Linked DNA regions of Mus musculus: region 1 is linked to region 2. The links are chromatin loops, found by intact Hi-C in ENCODE. Cell type or tissue: left cerebral cortex. All regions are shown on one strand. Each heading gives the region's core, and the rest is flanking DNA. Links, peaks and the distances in the headings are about the cores only. Region 1 overlaps Rsph14 (radial spoke head homolog 14 (Chlamydomonas)). Region 2 has its middle 18 kb from the start of Gnaz.

The links. Peaks named below come from ENCODE experiments on the same cell type or tissue, not always from the same donor. Only the 100,000 strongest peaks of a DNase experiment are listed, where the experiment ranks them.
Region 1: a loop joins it to region 2, with 2.3 times the contacts of the local background. A loop is called at or near these places in 6 of 42 quality-filtered maps.

Annotation. Positions count from the first base shown.
Region 1 is chr10:75,002,698-75,010,697 of GRCm38, reverse strand. All of the region lies in intron 4 of Rsph14 (radial spoke head homolog 14 (Chlamydomonas)), which reads left to right. All of the region lies in intron 3 of Gnaz (guanine nucleotide binding protein, alpha z subunit), which reads right to left. Among named protein-coding and RNA genes, the nearest start is that of Gm40692, 17 kb to the left of the region's middle. In left cerebral cortex, for the core only: no CTCF peak of the experiment used is centred there; DNase peaks (open chromatin) are centred at 3,205, 3,613, 4,062 and 4,640; H3K27ac peaks cover 2,535 bases.
Region 2 is chr10:74,940,554-74,957,086 of GRCm38, reverse strand. No RefSeq gene overlaps it. Among named protein-coding and RNA genes, the nearest start is that of Gnaz, 18 kb to the left of the region's middle. In left cerebral cortex, for the core only: no CTCF peak of the experiment used is centred there; DNase peaks (open chromatin) are centred at 1,529, 3,818 and 4,086; H3K27ac peaks cover 783 bases.

The DNA of each region.
Region 1 (8,000 bases), core at 1-8,000, 55 kb before region 2:
AGGGGGAGCTTATGGCATACTCCTAAGGAGCTTCAAACATGTTGACCTGAGAATCTGCGGGTGTTCAGCCCCCCCCCCCCTCAAAGCTTCCAGGTACCAGCACCTATGGTAGCCAAGCCAGGACTGGATCCTCCGAGGGGGGTGGCAGTCATGGTGAGTTTGTGTCAGGTTAGCCATTCTGCACATCTGGTGACACACGGTGGCAGGTGTCACTAGTTACACATTCAAGGTCTGTGCCCATTTTAAAAATCCCCCTTCTGCGGTCTCTCTGTATCCTGACTAAGCTTCTAAAGATAAAATCTGGACCTTCACGATAGGTATTCGATCTCCCACCTCCATGTTCTAAATGTTCTTGGATTCTACTGTCCCACACGAGCCAGTCCCACCACTCAGAACACCACTCTGTCCCTTGCTTGTCACTTGGGGTAAGAGGTTGATGTCCTGGTGCCTCACACCCCTCATCTATAATAACAGGTTGAGGCCAGCAGCTCCCAAAGATAAGATTTTTCTTTTCAACATTCAACTGTGTATATACACATAACCCGGAGATCATGTGGGACCCAAGTCCTGCACCTACGTCAGAGACTTTTGGTATCCACCTGGCTGTGCCTGGCCAGACACCTCACCACACAGACCCCGGTGCTGGGCCTGCAATGACTCCCTCCTCCCTGCCGTATGGAAGGATAAACAGCTGCTCCGTCCAAGCCATGAAGTTCTCAGGATGAACAGCTGTGGTTCATGTCAAGTACCCAGAATTCAGGTTTCCTCTTAGAACTGAAAAGATGCCCCAATCCTTAGGAGGCAGGGTTACCAGTTTGAGGTCAGCCTGGACAACCTAGCCAGACTTCTGTCTTAAGAAAAATAAAAAGCTTTAAACCCCAAACCATCCACTGAAAAAGGCCCCAGCTGAAAGAGCAGCAGAGCCAGTTTGACCCCTGACCTAAGGTACAGCTTCTCCTGTGGCGGTCCAAGAGTGAGTAATGAAGTAGCTAGCACTTGCTGCTTGGGAATGACCCATGCAGCCATCCAGGGTCCGCACCCACTTGGTGAATCTCTGCCTTAGAAGCCACCAAGCACTCACTCCTACCCAGAGAGTGGTAGCTACATAGGCCTTTTCTTCCTGGGGATGCTCTCCCCATCAGGATTCCCAACTCTTCTTGGAGTCCCAGGACATGCCAGCTTCCTTTGGCTTCTAACTACACCAGCAGGTAGACAGTTCTTCAGCTACTGGTCCAGTCTAATCCTTTCCCAGCCAAGTGGTGTATACACTCCTGCAGTGGGTACTGCTAGTTCACGTAGCCCAGGGTCATACTAGTTCCAGGAGGCCATGTGTAACACCCACTCATGCTGAACACATGCTATTATTATTAAGTAGGAGGTTTACCATATTCTGAGGCCAGGTGAGGCCTCCCTTTCTGTGCCATAGAATCTGGCTGCTGCTAGCTGCGGGGTGAGCTATGGAGCTAGGGAATATTATACACGGACCCATCCTGTCTCCTTGTTTCCCCCCACAAGGCCCAGGGCAAAGCTTGCTCTCCAGACACTGGGTTGGGTAGGTGCCTTGTATATGGTGGGATGGGTAGGGTAGGTGCCTTGTATATGGTGGGATGGGTAGGGTAGGTACCTTCTATATGGTGGGATGGGTAGGGTAGATACCTTCTATATGGTGGGATGGGTAGGTAGCATAAAAAGGCAACGGATGAGAAGGGGCAAAAATCATCCTCGGCCTATTACCAGGAGTGTTTTCCCACGTCTAAGATGGCATGTATAACTGTACCCCTAAAACAGAGTGGCTGAGGGCTGGAGCGGGGCAGACAGCTTAGCCCTGGACCCAGGCTCAGGTAACTGTTAGCATCTGGGATTCCAGCCACAGCAGGGGCTCAGAGGTACAAGATCCTGGCTTACATTTATCCCTAGGCCAATGATAGAGACAGGAGCCAGTTCTGTGAGGTGACACAGGATCCCAGGTAGAATGGAGACAGTGCTGACAAGAACCACAAGAGGACCCATATAGGAGGAGGTTTGGACCAGCATGGCCTCCTTATGAAAATGGGAAGAGGGCTGGAGAGATGGCTTAGTGGCTAAGAACACTGACTGCTTTTCCAGAGGTCCTGAGTTCAATTCCCAGCAACCACATGGTGGCTCACAACCATCTGTAATGGGATCCGATGCCCTCTTCTGGTGTGTCTGAAGACAGCTACAGTGTATTCATCCATAAAAATAAATACTTAAAAAAAAAAGTCCTTTTGAGAATTTAATGTAATTTACTCTTTAAAAAGGCGGGGGGAGGGGGAATGTTACAGAGGCTCTGTGATCTGTGCTCTGTGATCACGGGGGGGGGGGGGGATGTTACAGAGGCCATGCTCTGTGATCAGCGGGGGGTGTTACAGAGGCCATGCTCTGTGATCAGCGGGGGGGGGGGGATGTTACAGAGGCCATGCTCTGTGATCAGCGGGGGGGGGGGGGTGTTACAGAGGCCATGCTCTGTGATCAGGGGGGATGTTACAGAGGCCATGCTCTGTGATCAGGGGGGTGTTACAGAGGCCATGCTCTGTGATCAGAAGCCTCTGGTTTGGAAAAGACAAGGTTGGATCTGAAGTCGCACACTGCCGTTGGGACCTGGGACCGTCAGTCGGGGACTGTCACTAAGCTTAGGTGCCGAGAAGCTTCTGTGGGGCATGACTCTGCTGGCTTCCTGGAGGAGAGCGCCTGTCCATGCTACCTGAGTACTCTCGGGCCTCCCCTGAGGCACGCCCAGATGGCCGTGAGACTCTGTGATTCTCACACTCCAGACTGCAGTTCTTGCCTCCGTGAAATGGACCACTCACCCTGGATCCACCAGTGACCTGGAGAGGACTGTGCTTCTGAGAAGCTGATCCCGGACTGGGGAACTGAAGGAGGTATCCCTCGCCTCCTGAGCCCTGTCTCTAGGCCCCGTGATACAGATGACAGGCTTGCCAGCCAGGCCCTTGACACTCTGCAGGGTGCCAGGGTCTCCTTTCACTGATAGACTAAGTCCTATGCACACTCCCTTGCTGGTCTGCAGATCTGTGGCTGCACTTCCTATCTGGGAGCTGGCTGTCTCTGCCACTCTCTCCTACTTTAGAGGCATGGGGGAGGTTACTATCCATGCTGTGGTGTCCTCGAAGAGCTTAGACACACAGGGAGTGAGGTGAGAAACCCTGAGGAGGGAGTCTGATGAAATCTAAGCAGGCACCATGCCACTGCTTCCTAGCAGTAGGCACAAGCTGGGCAGGCAGCAGTCATTCACCCAGGGAGGGCCAGATGCTTGGTTCTCCCCAGACAGTGCCAGCTACTGGCTGCTGGCTTCCCCGTTCCATCCTTGCCTTCCCCGTGACGTGGCTCCCAGTGGACAGAGCCTCTGTATCCACTCCAGTGCTTGGATGGAATGCCAGCTAACCCTAACAGAGACAAGGCAGGTGTGCCTCTGGCTCCGCTACCCACAGGGAAGCTCTCAGGTACTCTGGGCACGCCAGGTACATTCAAGTGTGTGGTAGCCCCTTGGGTCTTTCTCAGCCCCAAACTGCTGGAAGGTGGCAACAGCCAGCTGCCCCTCCCTCTGTTCAGTTTAGCACCCAGACTCTCAGTAGATGGATTGCTGTTTCCATGACAACCGAAGAGGACGCCTCCACCCTCCATCTCACACAGCAATAAAGACCAAAGACAGGAGGAGGCTGTACTTCTTAGCTCAATATATCTACCTGGGGGTAGTAGCAGTGGGCCTTTGGGAGTTGGTTGGGGGACCTGATTCTCCTCTGGAGATGATCTGTTGGCTCACTCTGGCCTAAGAGCCAGCAGGCAGTTAAGATGGAAGGTTCCTTTGGTGACATGTTCCTGATAGCATCCACCTGTGAGGAGGCCACTTTTCCATTCACATTAGAAAAGTGACACAGGGCTCCAGGCCCAGGGAGAAGGGTCATGATGGGGATCCTCACAGCATTCCTATTTTATGGACTCAACCTCTGCCCAGCCCACCACCCTGGAGCAAGGAGGGTCCCATACAGACTGGATCACCTTCAGGCTTGGTCAGGGATATTGGCCTCGGGGGAAACTGGGATGTATCTGGAGACAGAGGAGATAACTGGGGACTTATTTCCAGCGCAATCTGGTTAGTGTTTCTCTCCTCCTTCCTGCATAACTTAACTGCTGCTTCCATAGCCTGGAGAATTGGATTAGGGAAGCTCATGATTCTATGAGCCCTGCTGCCCTGGAGCCTGTCTGAAGGAACAAGCAGTGCAGGAACAAGGGATGCGCTGAAGCTAAGGAGGCTGCTGCCTGCCTATGAGCTGGGTCCCACCTGTGCTCCCTCAGGGTGGTCACCCCCACACAAGGGTCCCTCCCCCCACCCACCAAACCTGCGGGTGCTCAGGGCCCTGAAGCAGATGGCACAACCTGGTCTACTGTTCCGGCTCCAAGGGCCTGCTCACAGCCCCTATTCCCATCTTGCCTGCCTACCACTTGGCTCCATACACTACCCTATTTTTGTTCTCTGGGATCTGCCATTGCTTTCCTAACTAGAGACCCCACCTACCCTTAAATCTCCATGCCCTCCCATTCAGTTCAATATTTCTTTCATGAGTCTTTTGACTTGGCTCTGAGCAGCATATGGGGAGGAGGTCGGAAGTCTGGCTCTTAGTCCCCGCTTGAGGGACAGACAGCACTAAGCAAACTTAACTTCAGAGAATGGAGTCCTTCGGAGGATGGATACACATGCTTACCAGCTGTCCAGAAAGACAGGAAACAGATGTCGAGTGTGACCAGCTAGGCAGCAGCACGCTGACTTGGGGCATGTCTGGGATGGGGCAGCAGTGTGGGCAGGACATCCTGGGACTCTGTGATACCAGCGGATTCTCTGATGGGGACCCATCTCCCTGCACGTGCCTTGTGAGCACCCTTCAGAGGCTTCCAACTCTGGTCAATGCATTTTCCACCTCATCCGCGAGCACACATCACCTGAAGGCCTTTTACCACAGTGTCTTCCTGCACATTGCTCCTCCTCTGGGTGCACGTCGCTGGCTCTATCACTGACTCCCACCTCTAGTTTCTACAGGCCCCCTTAGCGCCATAAGGCTTTCGGCACCATTTAGACCATATTCTTCTCAGTGTTCACTATTTGCCCATGAGTTCATGACTGACTGTCTTGGGACCTGTTCTCCTTAACTTGGGACAAACCTCAGACAGGGCCCGATGACCTCTGGAGTAGCAGCTATGTTTCAGGTAGGGGTGGGAATGAAGGTAGGCTAGGGTATGAGGGATGAAGGTAGGCTAGGCTATGAGGGATGAAGGTAGGCTAGGCTATGAGGGATGAAGGTAGGCTAGGCTATGAGGGATGAAGGTAGGCTAGGCTATGAGGGATGAAGGTAGGCTAGGCTATGAGGGATGAAGGTAGGCTAGGCTATGAGGGATGAAGGTAGGCTAGGCTATGAGGGATGAAGGTAGGCTAGGCTATGAGGGATGAAGGTAGGTAGGCTATGAGGAAGCTTTGGCTGCTTGGCTGCCCACCCTCGGACCTGGACTACAGATGGATGCATGGGGTTATGTTGGGAGGACTCCAAACACTTCTGTGAGGGTATCTAGATTGTGGTTTGGGATGTGACAGGTACCCAAATGAGGCTCTGACCAAATGGGGCGGGACTTCCCTTCTGTAGCAGCCTCACTTCCCAGTGACATCTGGGTGGTCTGCATCTTGTGTCTGATGCCCAGAGGGTTGGTCTGGTCAGAGACCACAAAGGAGCTGGGTAAGGTATTCAGGTTTAAAACAATCGGGAACTATCTGATCCCACATCTTGGCACGGGAAGTCTTGGGTTTGCATCTGTACATCAGCAGTCTGGTCAATCCCCTGGGCTCTGTATACAGATGCTCAAGGCCCAGCTCTGTGTCTATGCTCCTCTTGCTGGGTGTCCCGTACATCCTGTTTATAAAGCTGCCCGGCCCAGACGCAGCCTCCTCCTGCAGGCAGAGAGCCCTAAACCCACAGAAGCCACCCTGACCTAGTGGCACAGAAGGGGTTAGCAGCGAGGGTGGCTACAGCTTGTAAAGTCAGGAATTCTGGATCTCTAATGTTCACTGGCCTTCCCTTCCCCGGGTCTGTTCTCATCCAGTCCCCTTTTTCTCTCAGATGCTGCCTCCTCCCCAACCAGGGTTGGTCTGCTGTTATCCAGGCAGGAAGGGGAGGCAGACCTAGTATATAGAGTGCCTTGGGAGCAGCCCCCCTCTGGCCAGCAGCAAATGAGATTTCTCTGGGTTGGAGGTTGGGGCAGGGGTATAATTTAACAAGTCCAGAAGGCAACCCCTGCTTAGCCATGTCCCTCCTGGTGCCCAGTGAAAAGTGCGATGTTCACAGAAACAGTATACACCGGGCCTGCCACTTCAAACAGTAAGGGCTGTTTAAACAAGATAAGAGGCTGTGGGTAAGGCTACACCTCAGGCTCTAATAACATGGGGCAGCTTTGTTATGAGCCTGCCAGAGATGGTAGGAGCAACTTCCTGCATCACACAGCAGGTGAGCCTCTGGCCACCTCCTGTTTACCTGTACAGTGTAGAAGGGGCTGGCATGCCCCTACATGGTGGTAATGGAAACTACCTCCCAAAGCCGCCTAGTCCCTGGGTAGTGGGCAGCTAACGGTCCTCATTGGGAGGACCTCATTTATAGGTTTGGAGGCCCCTGATTTTGCAACCAGGGAAATCTGTGCTTGGAACCCAAGTTTCTTCATCTGTGGAGTGGAAGACCACTCCCTTGCTGGGCTAGGGGCTCACAAGCAGTGCCCTGGGATATGACCCAGAGCAGGCTCTGTGCCGCCTGCTCACGGCTCGGAGCCCATGATGAACTATGTGAATTGCCCTAGACCCCTTGGATGAAGGGGCTTGGGGGATCAGAGTTGTACTGCTGGGTCAGCCTGGACCTGGGCCATCCAGATAGACACGGGCAGCCACATGACACACTAGGATGACTTCCAGGCCCCAGTGTTAGCTAGAGATAGGTACCTACAGTACCTGGTGGTTTTTTTGTTTTTAAACTTAACTGATAGAGCTCTCTAGGGGCAAAAGTACAGCCATCAGACTTAACCCTGTCCAGTCAGGGGCCTCTCAGGCGTTGGCCCAACACCCCACAAGTCACCTGTCTTGCCTTTTATTTTGTAACGGATCTCAGAAGCGACAGACAAGGTCTCAGAGCTTGGTGATTCTTTCTGTTTTAACAGGTGCTGCTTCAAGTCCTGGGGAGGCAGAACCCCAGAGTATGACATGGACACTGGGTATCATTTACCCAGAGGTTGTGACTTAGGAACACTCTAAGACTCGTGGGTCTGGGACAGAAGATCCCACAAGATGCTAGGTGCATTTACTCTAAGAGAAGGAAGTTGGAGCACCAAGTTCTCTTCTGCTGTCCATGCCCAGCAGGCCCGAAGCATTGTGGGTTGGGGTGGGGGTGGGACTCGGGTTGTGGCTCCTGCTCCAGTTCACAGGGCTCTCCTCCCCAACAGGAAAAGCACTCTCCTTTCCACAGCCCAAGGCTGCCTTTGCTTCTACTGAATTAAGAACCAGGTCTCCACTTTGCTTCTCTGTGTTAAATCTTGCTGGTGGGGGATATAAGACCCCTGCTGCCAGTCACTAACAAGAAGTTAGCAGACAGCAGGAGGCAAGTATTTTATAGAATGGGGATAGATGTAGGCCTGTGAATTAAAAACAAAACAAAACCAAACCCTGAGAGCACAAAACCTCTCCGGTTGTTCTCCAGGGGATACCTGGGGCTTACACATCACCTGGACTGTTCAGCAGGTGCAGGCTTAGGAGCAGAGCCACACCCCCCACCCGACACCCCCCCCCCCCCCCCCCCCGCACCAAAGCTTGTGAAATCCTTTGCAGTATTACTGGGCCATTCCTTTGAGGAACAAGAGAAACTGGGGCTAAAGAGATATACCAGTGGGCAGCACCTGCTCATGGCCTAGAGGATGGATTTCAGCAATGCGCATCCTTTCAT
Region 2 (16,533 bases), core at 972-8,971:
ATGCCCTGGTTTATCAATGAGCTAGCATGTCCAGCTTCTGTCAGGGGAGCTACAGGAATAGAGTGGGACCTCAAAGCAGAACCCATGGTCTGGGACTAAGCTGGGCTCCTGGTCTTGTCCCCCGGAGCCAGTTGAAGCTCTGACCTCAGTAGTGGGAACTCATTTTGTGAGGACATCTCAGAGTAAATATTTATCAAAACTATGACCCAAGTAAGCTTCTCCTCACTGTCCTTTCAAGGAGCTTCGGGGACCCTCATGGTTGTCAGGAAAAACCCAGAGAAGTGTGTGTGTGTGACCTGGAATTTAAAAGATCAACTTAAGTCAGCCCTCTCATACCAGAGGGGACTGGCTGCTGGACCCAAGCGGCATTTCAGTTACAATCATCCTATTTGGAAAACCAGGCTGCATAAAAGGAAACGCTTCTCCTTCGGGAAAGCGGGGCCTCCAGGATCCCCATTACCTTGTGTTCCGATCCTTCTTCCACCCACTGCAAGCTGACTCTGCTCCTACCATGGGGTCCAGTCAAGGTCAGCAATCTCCTCCCTTCTGTATGGGGTTGATCTTTACTCTGGAACCCTCTCTGTAACACGACCCCATGTGCTGGTTTGAATGCTGATCACTTTCTCCACATCATCCACCCTGCGTGGCCGTGGGCCCCCTCTCTCCCAATCCTTTTCAAGCCGGGTATGATTTCTGTTTCCTCTGCCCCAAAACACTGTCTCTAATTCCAGTCTGTTATAAGTGCCAGTCCCTTATGTCCAACAGAAAACTCTACCCCTGAATGTCTCTAGGCAACAGTGAACAGCCGTCCTTCAGAAAATGCTTCAGAAAACAAGAGGAGGGAAGAACATTTTCAGCCCCTTCTGTAACAATGCCTGCGACTCTTGTCCCTACATCACAAAGAGACCACAAGAAAACTGTGGACCCATATGTCTCCTGAACAGAGACATGAAGCCATAGCAAACAATTAGCAAAGCGAATACAGCTACACAGTAAAAGTATTACAATATCAGGCAGGACCCAGGAAGGGATATGAGAAAGAAGTCAATGTATAAAAAAAAAATCAGAAAAATTATTCCACAAAATCCAATACCCTTTTATCGTTAAAAGCAAACAGACAACAAGCAAGCAAGCAAACAAAACAAACAGAATAACAACAAACTCTTAACAGTCTAGAAATAGAGGAAGGCTTTCTCTCTCTACACAATAAAGGATACATATAAAAATGCAAGGGCTGGAGTCATAATGACTACTTATTCCTTGAAATAAGGAATGAGACAAGGACTTTTGCTTTTGTTACTTTAGTTTAGCCTCATACTGGAGGTTGTAGCCAGGGCTTGTAGGCAGGAAAAGAAATAAGGCACATAAAGATTTTTTTAAATGAGCAAATAATTTCTATTCATCAATCATACCATCAATATAAGAAAACATTTAAAAACTATTAGAACTACCAAGTTCAGCATTGTGGTGGCGCACGTATACAGTTGATTGTATTTCTGTGCACTGGCAGCGGACCATAGGAAGATGGAGCTAAGGCATTTTTACTTACAGTAGCATCAAAGGATAAAATAAGAAAGATACATATGTGCAGGCCAGTGCTTTTTTTTTTTGACACAAGCTGGAGTCATCGGTGAAGAGGGAGCCTCAAGTGAAAGAATGCCTTCACTGGAGTGACCTATGGGAAGGCCTGTAGGACATTTTTATTATTGATTGATTGATTGATTGATTGATTTGGGAAGATCCAACTTACTGGGAGCAATTTCACCGGAGGCTGGTGGTTCAGGATGACATAAGAAAGCAGGCTAAGTAAACCATGAGGAGCAAGCAGCACTCTTCTATGGCCTCTTATTCAGTTCCTGCCCATAGGTTCCTGCTCTGCCTTCATGTAGATTCTTCCCTGGAGGGGGATTACAAGCTGTAAGCAGAAACCATCCCTTCCCTCACTAAGTTGGTTTGGTCATGGTGTTTTTAGCACAGCAGTAGAAACCCTAAGACCTAACCTAACAAGAGAAACACAAGACCTATGCCCTGAAAACCAAGTGTAGTTAAAAGGCGTTCAACACACAAACAAATAGAAAGAGAGCCCATGCTTGTATGTAGGTCAGCAACTTGATGCTGTCTGGCAGTAACACACTCATGCAGCTCATGCTATGTGTTGGGAACAGAGACCGTGTTTACCCACGCCTGTTCTTTCTCCACTGCAGACTATTCTACAACGGATGTCATTTTTTCACTACTACTCTCATGCTAGGCAGTCCACCCTGGACCTTCTTTGATATATATATATATATATTTTTAAATGGATTGTCAACAAGGTCTAGAACCACCTAGGAGGAATTCTCCCAACACACCTATGCAGGATCTAGATTAGCTTAGCCTCTGCGCATGCCCGTGAAGAGGGTCATTTTGGTTAATTCAGTTGGACGGAGCCGCCTTAAAAGTATGTTTGGTACAATTCCTTGAGCTTGACTCCTGGGCTGAATAAAACGTAGAAATCTAGCTAAGCGTGGACATTCCTCACTCCCCTTTTTGATTGTGAGTACAATGTGACCAGCTACCACAAGTTACTTTCATGGTAGTTTCCAGGCTAGGATGGATGGTGGCTTCGAATTAGAAGCCAAAATGAACTCTTCCCTGAAGTTGCTTCTATTAGGTATTTTTCTCTCAGCAATAGGGAAGGTAACTAAGCCCCCCTCCCTCCAAAGTTCTTCTCTTTGCCTTTATCCAAGACTCCTAGAGGATGTTCCCACCACCCTTTCATCTTCCAGGCAGCATCCGGGAGATAGGATCTTGTCACTTCCCCGATCTAACTCCAGAGGACTTAGGATTCCCAAGCACACAAAGCTTCCTGGTTGGTTTTCACCCATTGTCCTTGTTTGGACACCTTCAAACACGCCTTTCACTCCTGCCTCAAGCCTTATACAGTTCCTTCTCTTACTACAAACTGACTCCTCCTTCCAGGACTCTAAATCAGGGTGGGACACCCTGCTGGGTGTTCCTCTAGTGTGCAGGATTCCTGGTGTGTAAACTGCTGGACTCTGCCTGCCTTGGGATAACTTGGTTCCTTTGCTGGAGCCTCATTGTTTCTCCCTGTGATGTGCAGTTAGGCAGACCCTCTGCTAAGTGGTTCTACACCTTCAAAGTGGCAATGTACTTATGATGGGCTTGAAACCAGCGTATGAAATGAAAGCCACGGCCACTCTTCTCTTCCCTCTCCATAGGCTATAAGCTTTTCCCTCGCCCACCAGCAGTTCTTATAAACTCTGTTCATAGCTATTTCTTTGGGGGGACACCAAAACAGCAGTGGTTACACAGTAAAACCCCCAAACCGTCAGATGAAGAATTAAGGAAAGGAGAAGGGGTCTGGCTCTTTGAGTGTGCTTTGAGAGTGTGATTTTCATGATGCTGGGAACTATTTTTTTAAGTACTGTGGCATTTATTTTGGTCTAAGGAAGAGGAGAAGGAGGAGGAGGAGGAGGAGGAGGAGGAGGAGGAGGAGGAGGAGGAGGAGGAGGAGGAGGAGGAGGAGGAGGAGATAGTGTTAGGTAGTCTCTGTAGAGACAGCCCATGAAGGTCTATACCTGATGACTGGCTTAATACCAGACAGGGAAGAGCTCACAGTTGCTTTTTCTACCTGCCCTCCAGAAATCAGTGCAGGAGATGCTAGTCAGTAGTGAATAGTGGGGATGACCACTTCAACTGTAGCCCCAGGCCAATCTCTGGCCCACACAGGAGCTGGAATTTCCACCCAGGTGGCAGCTGTTGCCCCTATTCTGAGGTCATTTGTCTTCGGCACTGGGCCCAGCACCAGCACCTGCGAGTCAGGGCCCCCACCTGGGGTAGAGCTGGGCTCACAGCAGACATCTTTGACAGCAGGACAACCTTCCAAGGATGAGACAACAGAGCAGTAGAGGGTGAGGTATAGGAAAATAAAACCCCCAATAGTCTGGTAAACACAAGCAAAAAAGAACCAAACACATCAGGGATTTTAGAAAGCCAAAATTAAATTTAAAGCGAAAGTCGTTGCTTATGAAGTAGAGCCATTTGGAGAAGATGACTCATTCCGGGGCGAGGAACAGATGTTCTCATTTGCATAGTCTCCTTAATCGTGAATGGACTTTGCTCTGTCCCCCGTGCACTCACAGTCCGCAGCTGGTGGTGCTTGCAGGGCACCAAGGGAGTGTCTTCATTAGTGTAGTCCTTGGCCCCACATTGTTGGGGGCCCTTGGGAAAAAACAAAAAACAAAACACTTCATCCCCATCACAATGAGGGAATCTGGGAAAGGCAGCAGTCTTTCCTGTCCCCAACTCCTCACTCCAACTAGGCTGGTGCTAGGCACACAGCCAACAACTGCGAACACAAACAGCACCTCCTTCAGGCAATGACCACTCCCCAGAGTGTCACCCCCCTACTCTTTAATCTTTCACGTCCTCGATCACTGCCACCTTTCTGACTTGACTGGGGCTAGAACCTCTGCATCTCCCAATATTCTCTGAGTTCTCTTTAGTCACCTCAGTCCTCTCAGTGGCCACCTGTTGCCAAAATCCTGTCCTGGGGGCATTGAGGAGACATCAGCAACATCTACCTCTTCTAAGGTGCCAGTGACAAACCCAGCCACCGACTCGCCAAGTTGGAACCTAGGAGCTCATTGGGCTTTACTGCAGAGCCCAGCTGTGGGGTCACTTACAGGGATCTGGATATTTGTCCTGGGGTTTCTATCACACCGACAAAACACGATGAGCAAAAGCAGCCTGGGGAGGAAAGGGTTTATTTCAGCTTTCAGATTGTGGTCCAGAAAGTCACGGCAGGAACTTGATGCAGGTTCCTGGGCGTAGGAAATGAAGCAGGGGCCACGGAGGAGTGATGCTTACTAAATTCTTACAGGTTGCCCACCCTGCCTCTTTACATCATCCAGGACCACCTGCCCAGGTGAGCCAGGACCAACCACACCAATCATTAATCAACAACATGTTCCATAGATTTGTCCACAGTCTTCGTTAGTAGGGGCATTTTCTCAAGTGAGGTTCCCTCTTCTCAAATGGCCCAAGTTCTTGTTGAGGTTGACATTACCCAGTACAGCATCCTTTCCTCTCAACAGGCTGTGCCTGTAAAGCCTTTACCCATCAGGCATGAGGGCTTCTCCATAGCCGGATAGATGGAGCACCGGCAGTCTCTCCTGGCCTATACAATCTAGCTCTCCTCCAAGGACCACATGTGGTTAGGGCAGCACCTGTATACAACAGGTGATAGAGAGAATCTGGACACTCAGGTAAGGGTCCCGTGAAGTAGCCAGAGAGCCAGTGGCAAGGGGCACACAGTTGGACCCCTTAAGATGGCGATCGCTTAGCTAGTAGGATAGTCGCTGTCTTAGTCAGGGTTTGCATTCCTGCACAAAACATCATGACCAAGAAGCAAGTTGGAGAGGAAAGGGTTGACTCAGCTTACACTTCTGACATTGCTGTTCATCATCAAAGGAAGACAGGGCTGGAACTCAAGCAGGTCAGGAAGCAGGAGCTGATGCAGAGGCCATGGAGGGATGTTCCTTACTGTCTTGCTTCCCCTGGCTTGCTCAGTTTGCTTTCCTATAGAACCCAAGACTACCAGTCCAGGGATGGCACCACCCACAATGGGCTAGGCCCTCTTCCCCTTGATCACTAATTGAGAAAATGCCTTACAGCTGGATCTCATGGAGGCATTTCCTCAAAGGAGACTCCTTTCTCTGTGATAACTCCAGCTTGCATCAAGTTGACACATGAAACCAGCCAGTATACTCACTCACAATAACTTGGGGTCAGTCATGTGTCGAGGCTACAGAACAGGAGCTAGGACATTCAGAGGCAGGTCTCTAGGTCTCTCTAAACATAACTGAAAGAGAGGGAGCATATGAAGTCATGGGGCACACAAGCCTTGACCCAGAAGGGAGAGACTGAGAGAGAAGCATCTTCATAGTTGGGTAATGAAGTCCCACAGACTCACCCTTAACGGGGAAACAGTGCATGCTGGAGGCTGAGTGTGGGACAAGGGAAATAGGTGCATTCATGGTTGGAGGAGGGGCAAAGCTGTACTCCCCATCCGTCCCTCCAACTGGACACACCTCAGGGGCACAGCTTGCCCCTGTTTTGCTCTTGTTTGTCATAGCATCCCAATAGAGAACTGCATTTCCTTTTCCACACCTTGCTCTGCAGCTCCCCTGTCATCTCTGCTTGGGTACTGAAGCACCTGGCGTTGCCAGGTGACCCCTAAGAGCTTGGGTCCTTCTCTTCCTTTTGTGATGACTCCGTCCTTTTCCTCTTTGTTTCAGATGGGCATCCTTGTGCCTCCTAGCCACGATGGATGAGATATAGCCAGTGTGTTCTTGCCACACTGTTGCAATGTCCTGGGCCTGTCTCTATCAGACCAGAACCTGTGTGCCTGCTTCTCTGGGTGTTCTCTTTAGTAACTTGTAGGCCGTGTCTTCTCCCAGGAAACCCTAGTCTTCTGCTTGGCCACGGATGACAACTGCAGACACCAGGGCTATGGAGAACCATCCTATGGCTATCCAGAAGGGGAGCCTAGTAACTCCGGAAGGCTGCTATTCCTTTCTCTGGGACTCCTAACTGAAGTTGCACATCACCCCAGAGTCTGTCTGCACTGATGGTGCTGGCTAACCCCTCAGAATCTGTGCTGGCCAGCATCAGCACCAGGCTAAGCTCTATCCCACTACATTGGGTTCAGCCACTGCCTAGAATGCGATCTCTCCTGGGAATCCAGGGTCATGCTGGGTGACAAGGCAACTCCATTTCAATCAGAGCTGATTGTGCTGTGACACCTGATGTCTCCTGCCCCCTGTCCCTGCAACTGAGGTTGAGAGGCCTCAGGGACAGCGGAACTGTCAGCCGGAGACAGAGTGGCCTCCATTTCAAGGTGGAGGAGACCTGTAGCCAGGGAGGTCCAGTCAGTGACAAAGTTATTTCATATCTCGGCTGAAAGTCCTGATCCCCAGCTGTGCTGAGGTTTCTGTTCTTAAACACCCATGACATCACTCTATCACGCAGTGTCCAGGAGTAGAGGCATTAGAGCTGGTACCAAAAAGTCATGTAGTGATTCAACCACAGCCCAAAGGCGCAGCTATTTCACCTACCAGTTAATGCTGTATGATTTGGCTGTTCTCAGGGGCTGAGTGCACATTTTGGGGGACTGTGTTCTTTACAGATTGCTCATTGGTTACCTGAATGCTAAGTGCCCCAGGTTCCCTGACTTGACTACTCAGATTGTAATGATACCCATTCTATACCAATTTGGCCATGCCTGGCATATTGTGGGCACAGAGAGGCCCAGTTTTACCCACTCAGAGGAGAGCTGATCGTGGAGGATATTGTGTCTCTTGTTCTCAGGAGAGGTGACTCACTCCATGGAAATCCACAGCAGGGGAAAAATTGAAATAGGTCTTGAGAAGGTGCCCCCCCCCAGGGGGTGCAGAATTTATAGTGGGAGGGACCTATCTCAGGGTTACTGATGCTAACATGAAATACCATGGGCCAAAGCAAGTTGATGAGGAAAGAGTTTATTTGGCTCTCACTTCCCATACCATAGTCTATCACTGAAGGGAGTCAGGGCAGGAACTCAGGGACAGGGACGTGTTGGCGTGAGCTGAGACAGAGACCATGGAGAAATGATGCTTTTACTGGCTTGCTCCTCATGGCTTGCTCTGCCTGCTTCTTATAGGACCCAAGTCGATGAGCCCAGATATGGCCCCACCCATAATGAGCTGGGCCCTCCCCCATCAATCACTAATGCGCTACAAGTTTGCCTACAGCCCATTCTTACAGAGGTATTTTCTCCACCCTGGCTCCTTACTCTCCAAGGACTCTAGCCTGGGTCAAGTTAACATAAAACTCGCCAGTGTGAGACCACAGAATTGCACCTTCTTCTATAGTCTCCTTCCTTCTCCTTCCTTCTCTCCTTCAATGCATAGCCTCTCCCCAACTATGCCCCAGGCTCAGGTGTAATCTTGTTAGAGCCTTTATCCTGTGTTTGCGTCAGGGCCAGTGAGAGGCTCAGGTCACTGGCCCCCAGTGACCTTAGATGCTCCTTTTCTGACCCCACCTACTAAGCTTCTCTCAGGGATACATTGTTGCTTTTTGTTTGGATTGATGCTGCTCTGTTAGGTGAAATTGTTCACACCTCTCTTTCTGCCCATACGTCCCTGTTCTCTGTTGCAGAGGGCTATCTCCCACTTCCTTCTCATTTGGGGTCCTGCATTACCCCCTCTCCCTCCCCACCCCCAAGCACACACCACCAGGTCGCTCTGCTGGGGCCACAGTATATCTTCATAAGGCTAAACGTGATACCTGAATCTTGGTCTTGTTTTAGTTTGGGTTTTACTGCTGTGAACAGACATCATGACCAAGGCAACTCCTATAAGGACTACATTTAATTGAGGATGGCTTACAGGTTCAGAGGTTCAGTCCATTATCATCATCCAGGTAGGTGTGGTGCAGGAGGAGCTGAGAGTTCTACATCTTCATCTGAAGACTGCTAAGAGAAGACTGTCATCCAGGCAGTTAGGAGGAGGGTCTCTAAGCCCATGCCCACAGTGACACACCTACTCCAACAAGGCCATGCCCACTCCATCAAGGCCACACCCTCTCCACAAGACCACACCCACTCCAACAAGGTCACACCTCCTAATAGTGCTACTCCCTGGGCCAAACACACCCAAACCACCATAGGTCTCAATCTTCTTTCCCTATTAGTGCTTGCCCGTGTGGATCTCCCGATCTTCTGAAATATTTTTAAAATACCGCATGCTCATGCCTTTCTTGCTCTATTGCTGGGTGCCTCCTCATCACTTGGTTTTTCTGTGCTTTGGTCCAACCTCCCCATCCTGTACTTGCTTCCGAGTCCACCCAGTGTACCAGCTGCCCTCTACCACATCCCTCCCTGGATGTTTACGTCCTCACAGCTTCTTGTATGCTACAACTGCCCCCAGGAAACGTCAAGGAGAAATGGAAGCCAGAGCTACCATCTGGAAGACTGTTTCTGAGGGTGAGGGTGGTAGGGAAACTGGCTGCCCAGGCCACATGTCACCCCAGAGAATTCTACACAGCACTGATTCCCGGGGATTGTGACTATTCCATTTTACCCGACTGTGCTGAAAGAATGGGAATCCCGCTTACTCTCTGGGTTCACAGTAGCCATTTTCTCTCTGCTGCTATGTAAACTCAAGAAGAAGCCTAGGAGCTGGGGCGTGGAGACCTAGTCACGATCTGTCTAGCACCACGGCTCACAGATGGAACTGTGCTCATTGTATGACATTTTGAGATGAAAGTTTGTTTTTGTTGGTTTTCCCTTTCCTTGCCTCTACCATTTCTTTACTCTCTTGTGCCTGTGCATCTCCGAAATCCTCCTTTTGCTTTCCAGGTCACATAAGCACAACTCCCCCCTCCCCCATCCTTCCTCACCATCTCTCTCTTTATCTGCCCCCCTCCCCATGGTCTGCATACACACACACTCACACACACACACGCTAAGCTCTGCCCCTGAGAGAGAACATGCAGTATTTGTCTGAGTATGGGTTATCTAGCTTAATATAATACATTCGTATTCACCTCTTTTCTTGCAAATCTCACTTTTATTTAGCGTTAAATGAATTCCATCGCATATATATACTGCATCTTCATTATCAAATTGTCCAGCTGTTGGTGAACATCTAGGCTGGTCCTATCTCCTTGCTATTACAAATAAGGCGTCAGTAAACAAGGATGATCGGGTGTCTCCAGTTAGGGCTACAATGCGAGATATAGAGTCCTTCAGGTCTATGCTCGGGAGTTAGTATAGCTGGGCTGTATGGAAGCTCTATTTTTAAAGTAAAGCATTCTTTTTACCATTGTTGGTTTTAATCTTGCATGTGTACACACACATACAGCAGTGTGCACACGGAGGTCAGAGGACATCTTTCAGGAGTTTGGTTCTCCCATCCCAAACCTTGTCAAAGCAGAGTTTCTTTGCTGTTTCTTCCAGTCTATGTACTCCCCCAGGCTAGCTGGGTCACTTCTGAGCAAGCCTCCTGTCTCTGCCTCTGGTCTTGCTCTAAGAGCATGGGGACTATTGAAGCATAATACAAAAACGAACCAATAAATCAATAAATAAATCAGCTTTTTGTGGGTACCAGGAATTGGGCTTAGGTCACTGTGCTTGTGTGGGAAGTGCATTTACAACACCAAGCCATCTCACTGGCTCCATTATGAATTTTTAAGAGCCTGCTATGCTAATTTTCCCGACAGCTATGCTAGTTTACCCCCCAGCCAGCATGGGATGAATGCTCCTCTCTCCTCACATCCTTGGTTGGTGCCTGTTGTCATCTAGTTTCTTGATAACAGCATTCTGAATGGGTGAGGTGGAATTTCAAAGTAGTTCAATTTGCATTTTCTGGGTAGCTATGTTGAACATTAGGAAGAAATTATTAGCAATTTTGTGTTTCTTCTCTTGAGAACTGTCTGTTCAGTTTATTTACTGATCAGTACTTTTGATTTTTTGGTGTTTTTACATGGAGTTATATTTTAGTTCCCCCACTCCCACCCCATTTTAGGTATAGTTAGCTAATAAAGATGTTTGCACGTTCTGTAGGCAAGCTGATTGCCCTGCTGATAGTATACTTTTTAATTTTCTGTAGTCTCCTTTGTTAATGTTCTATGTCCTGTGTTACTAGAGTCCTTGCCTGTATCTATATCTTGAAATGTAGTCATGTAGTTTCAGTGTTTTGGCTTTTAAATTAATGTCTTTGGTCCACATATCTATATATCGACCTATAGATATAGATGTAGATTATAGATATAGTTTTACCAGCAACATCTGTTGGATAGACTCTTCTTCAGTGTATGTGGAACATTGGTGGTCATGGATATGTGGCTTTATGTATGGAGTTTTCCATTCTATTTGACTGGTCTATAGGTCTACTGGTCTACATGTCAGTATTGTGCTGTCGTCACCATGGCTCTGTAGTATAATTTGAGGTCAGGTACTGAGATACCACCAGGAGTGTTCTTTCTGATTAGGATTGCTTTGGGTAGTTGTGATCTTTTGTATTCCCATATGAATTTTTGGGTCCCCCCCCCGCCCCAGTTCTGTGAAGAACATCAGTAGAATTTTGATGGGATTTGCATTGAATCTATAGAGTGCTTCTATAACTCAGCCATTTAACAATATTAATTTTGTCATCCGTCTTAGGGGTCCTGTTACTGTGAAGAGACACCGTGATCACGGCAACTCTCACAAAGGAAAGCATTTAGCAGAGGCTAGTTTACATGTTTGAGTCTATTATCATCATGGCAGGAAGCATGGCAGTATGCAGGCAGACATGGTGCTGGAGAGATAGCCGAGGATGCTATATCCGGATTGGCAGGCAGTGGGAAGAGAGAGACATGGCCTGGCTTGAGCTTCTGAAGCCTCAAAGCTCACCCTGCAGTGACACACTTCTTCCAACAAGGCCACACCAGTCTAACAAGGTCACTTGTCCTAATCCTTTCAAATCATGCCACTTCCTACGGTGGCCACTCCTGTGGTGGCCATTTCCGTTCAGTTTGGCCCAAGCTAGTGACATTAGAGAAGAGGGAACCTCACTTGAAAAGAATCCCTCCACAAGATCAGGCCATTTTCTTAGTGACTGATAGGGGGGCCCAGCCCATTGTGGGTGGTCCTGGGTTCCATGAGAAAGCAGGCTGAGCAAGCCATGGGAGGCAAGCCAGTAAGCAGCACCCTTCCACGGCCTCTGCATCAGCTCCCGCTGCCAGATTCTTTACTCTCTCTGCGTTCCTGGCCCTGTCTCCCTTTGGTGATAATTGTTCTGTGGACGTGGACATGAAAGAGTCTCCTCTCCAAGTTACTTTTGGCCCATGGTGTTTCATCAGTGTAATAGAAACCATGACAAAGCCAGTGAAGTTGATTCCTCGGTTGGTTGGTTGGTTGGTTGCTTAGATTTGTGGTTGGGAGATTTTCTTTTTCCTCCTAATTTGTTTTTGCAACAAATTTGTAACTGGTACGTGTGAAAACTATTGGTTCTCGTGGTTTTGCATTCTATAACTTCATAAGAAGTATTTATTAGAGGTAGGATTTTTCTTGTAAGGTCTCAATGGTCTGCTAGACATGGAGTCATGTCAACAGTGAATAAGGATAATTTAACTTTTCCCTCCATAAGGCCTTCTATACATGGACTCATGACAATGGTGAACAGGGATAATTTAACTTTTCCTTCCTTATTTTTGTCTGTTTTATATCGTTCTCTCGCTTATTGCTTTAGCTAAGACAGGTAATACAATGGGGAAAGGAGAAAACTGGAGGTAGGTATTCTAACTGAGAAGAGGTGTGGAAGGTAATACAGAGCAAGAGAGAAGGAGAAATAAATAACACTGAAGCTATAGAAAAACATTACTTTATAAGCATACTTAAAATATGCACACAACACATGCACACACACATATTATCTGTTAATAAAATAATCATCATATTTATATAAAATAAAATATAATAAGATGTAGTTATGCTACCTAAGGTGATAATGGTTCTTTCAAGGAGCATAGACTATCCAAGTACCAGGCACAGGGAAATTTCCCTTTGAGTTGTTGCCCAGGGAGTTGCAAGAGACTCCCCAAGTAATATAGGCTATCAGGATTGTCCTACATTACCTCCTAGAACCATAATGCAAAACCCTATTGCTGAAGACATCACATCCTTAAGCTGCAGGGCTTAGCACAGACATAGAAGCCTCCTCTGTGAGGACTAGCTCTCACTGTATCCGAAGTTGCTATGCAACCTGCCAAAGAAGAGGAGCAATCAGTAGCCCCATCTAAATACAAAGCCCGGTGACCACAACAATGACTGGCTGGGCAGTATATCCCCCAACAGTTCAGTAGTAGCGCTATTATTCTGGAGGTAACCAGCAGCTGTCTAGTTAGACTCAAGTCCTGTTCTATAGGAGGGAATTCAAGTCTGGTACTGGAGCCCTAGCTAGTCCAGCTGGAAATGGTGGTGAGGTCGTAGACCCGAAAGCATAATCTACTACTAACATTTTCTAAACCTACCATTTATAACTGCACTCTAAATATTCATCCTTACACTCAGATAAATGTAGTTCCCACCCCTCATCGAGCAGCTTCTCTTCACAACAGGCAGAGGCTACCACAGAAGTCCACAACCTGTCAGAAGGCAGAAATATCAGTGGCTTATGGAGTGCACAGCCCCTACACCCAAGTCTCATGGATTATCATAGAAGCGACAAAACATTGTAAGAGCCAGAGGAACAGGACACCTGTTATGAGCTAGTGTCTTCTTGATATGACAGGGCAGCAGTACCTATTAAATTTCTAAAATATGGTTGCCTAGATAAGACCTATATAGTGATAACACCAGTTGCCATGCTGACGTGGGTAGAGATCTCACAAGGTCCCATGACTAGATGAAGCGCTAGAGATAATCAATGGCTGATGGAGATACCGAGAGTCAGCCTTCTTTAGGGACAGGCCTCTGATAGATACTCCAAACCCAAGTGGTCAGCCCTAAACAGAAGTCCATAAGAGCAACAATAAGTGGGCTCTGCAGTGTGTGTGTGTGTAGTGGAAATAATTATAGCAGTTGTCATGAACTTGAGAGGGAATAGGGTGAGGGACTCAGGGGGGTTTGAAGAGGGAAGGGTAGAAATGATGTAAATTCAATAGTCATGTACAATAGTCTCAAAAATTAAAATAAAGAGGAGAAGGGGACTAAATAAATCATAAGAAGGATGCAACGAAGTAGAACTTAGCAGAGAAAAAGTCCAGATGTCCAGCTGCTCTCGATTTCCTCCCGTTGTCTTTATTATTTTGAGGTGAGGTCCACAGATTCCCAATTTTGCCAGGACTTTCGTCACAAAGGCACGTCACATCTTGTTAAGGTCCTTTCTGTATCTATTGAGATAATCACACGATATCTTCCCTTAAGTGTATTTATATGGCATATTACACTTATTTACTTGTATATGTTGAAGTATCTTTGCATGAGAGGGAACCTGCTTAGTCATGATACATGGTATTCTTTTTCAATGTATTTTAAAAGTGTTATACCATAGAATACTTTTAATTAGCTCACCAAATAGCAAGGTACCTCATGGCACTTTCATACATAAATTTTGATCACACCCCCCCTTCCATCCTTTCTCTCCCTTAACTCCTTGCCGGTAGGTCCCAAACCAGGGACAAGTGGCTATCTAAGGTGCCTATCTAAACCGTGCTGGATGCCAGGTTCTCCCAGCATCCCTCAGTCCCTACCTGTTACAGGCACACCCCATCCCTACCCTGAACTCTCCAGCACCGGGGCTAGGCTGCATTTTCCCTGCAGCTCTTCCCTATATAACCCTTACATTTTGGCTATACTGGTCCTTTTTACCCTTTACCATCCTGGTCTCTTTTGATACTTACTGCTGACAGTTAACCATGCATGCACATGCCAAAAAGGGACAGTACTAAAGTATAAGACTTGTGTGAACATGCTGCCACATGATGGCATGGCTTACATGTGAACATGCATACCCATGCTGCCACATGACAGTCCAGGGATATGGCTTACATGTGAACATGTGTGCATGCCTCAAATGATGGGGTGGGGCATGGATTTTATATGAGCATGCATGTACATGCAACCACATGTTGGTGTTGAAACATCACATGTAAACACATGTTTACATGCTGCCAACGCACAACAGTCAAAAATGCTACATATGTGAACACTCATGTCTATACCTTCACAGGGCAGTTCTGGGACAAAGCAGGTATGTGAACAGGCATGCCATTATGACCATGGGATGGTAGTGAGACATGGCATGCATTTGAACAAACATGCCCACATTACCACATGGTAGAGATGGAATGCAGCATGTGTGTGAACAGGCATACCCATGCCTACATGTGATGGATGCATGCTCAATTGTGAACACCTGAGCACACACGGCTATGGTTTGGCACTGGGAAACTGCCGTGTGAACCTGTGTGGCTATGCTGCCATTGGTTGGAACTGGACACAGTTCACATGGAACTCGGACACAACCCATCCTCAATTGATGCCCCTGGGTATCATGTGAGCATGTGTGCCCATGCCACCATGGTATGGTACTGGGACATGGTGTGTGTGAACAGGTGTGACCACAACACTACAGGCTGATGCTGGATCATGGTACACATGTAAGTATACATACATGTAAGTATGTGTCCCTATGTCGCTCATACTTTGTCACATTTGTTTGCACATGGCTTAGGTGTGAAATTATGGCCCATATGTTGTACTGGAACATGGCTAGTGTGTGAACATATGTTTGCCCATGGCCGTGTTGCTTCACTAGAACATAGCTCATGGATAAACACCTAAAATCATGTTACCATATGATGGAATGGGAACATGCTCAGATATGAACTTGCATAACTTTGCTACCACAGGACTGTGTTGGAATATAGCATGAAAACATGCACATCTGTGCCGCCACAGCATGTGTGTGAACACTCATGCCCATGTCCACATCTCCATGTGGTGGCACTGGAACATGGCACATGTATGAATGTGTGTGCCAATGCTGTGTTAGGATAGTGTTAGGATACTGCTCATGTGTGAACATATGTGAACACCCTGATGATCAATATCACTAGGAAATGGTTTGCATGTGAATATGTCCCCATACTGACACGTGATGGCACTGGGGACATGACTCATATATGAAAACTTTGGTCAGTGTTGGGACGTGACATGCATTTGAACATCCATGTTCATGGCCACCATAGGATGGTACCAGAATATATCACATGTGTTAGGCTATGGACATGGCACCCATGTTGCCATTGGCAGCACCAGAACACAGTACACATGTGAACACACATGGTAATGTTGCTATGTGGTGACACTGGGACATAACTTGCATGGGATCAGGTGTGACTATTCTACTACATCATAGTGCTGGACATAGGTGCATGGGAGCAGGTATGCCCATATGGCAAAGTGATGGCTCTGGAACATGGCCCATGTTAACAGGAATGCCCATACTACCATATGGTGGTGCTGGGACACACCATGTGTGTGAAGATGTGTGTTCATGCCACCATGTGGCAGTGCTGGCATATGGCATGCATATGAACAGCCATGTCCTCACCACCAAGTAATGGTATTGTGACATGGTATGTAAAACCATTGCATGAGGCACTAGGACATGGTATCCATGGGAACGTGATGCCCACATCTCCAAGTGAGGGTGCTGGAACATGGCATACATGTGAATATGTGAGCCCATGCAGCCTTATGATGCTTCTGTGACATGGATCCTGTGTGAACACACATGCCCACAGTGCCCATGTGATGGTACTAGTGTATGGCTGATGTGTGACCGTGAACAAACATGCTATGGGAAGGTGCTGGGACCTAGCTGATGTGTGAATTCATATTCCCATGCTGCCATGGGGAAGTATGTGATCACAACTTGCATGTGAATAGATCTATCCATGCATGACAGTCTGGGTGTGATACTCATTATAATAGGTATG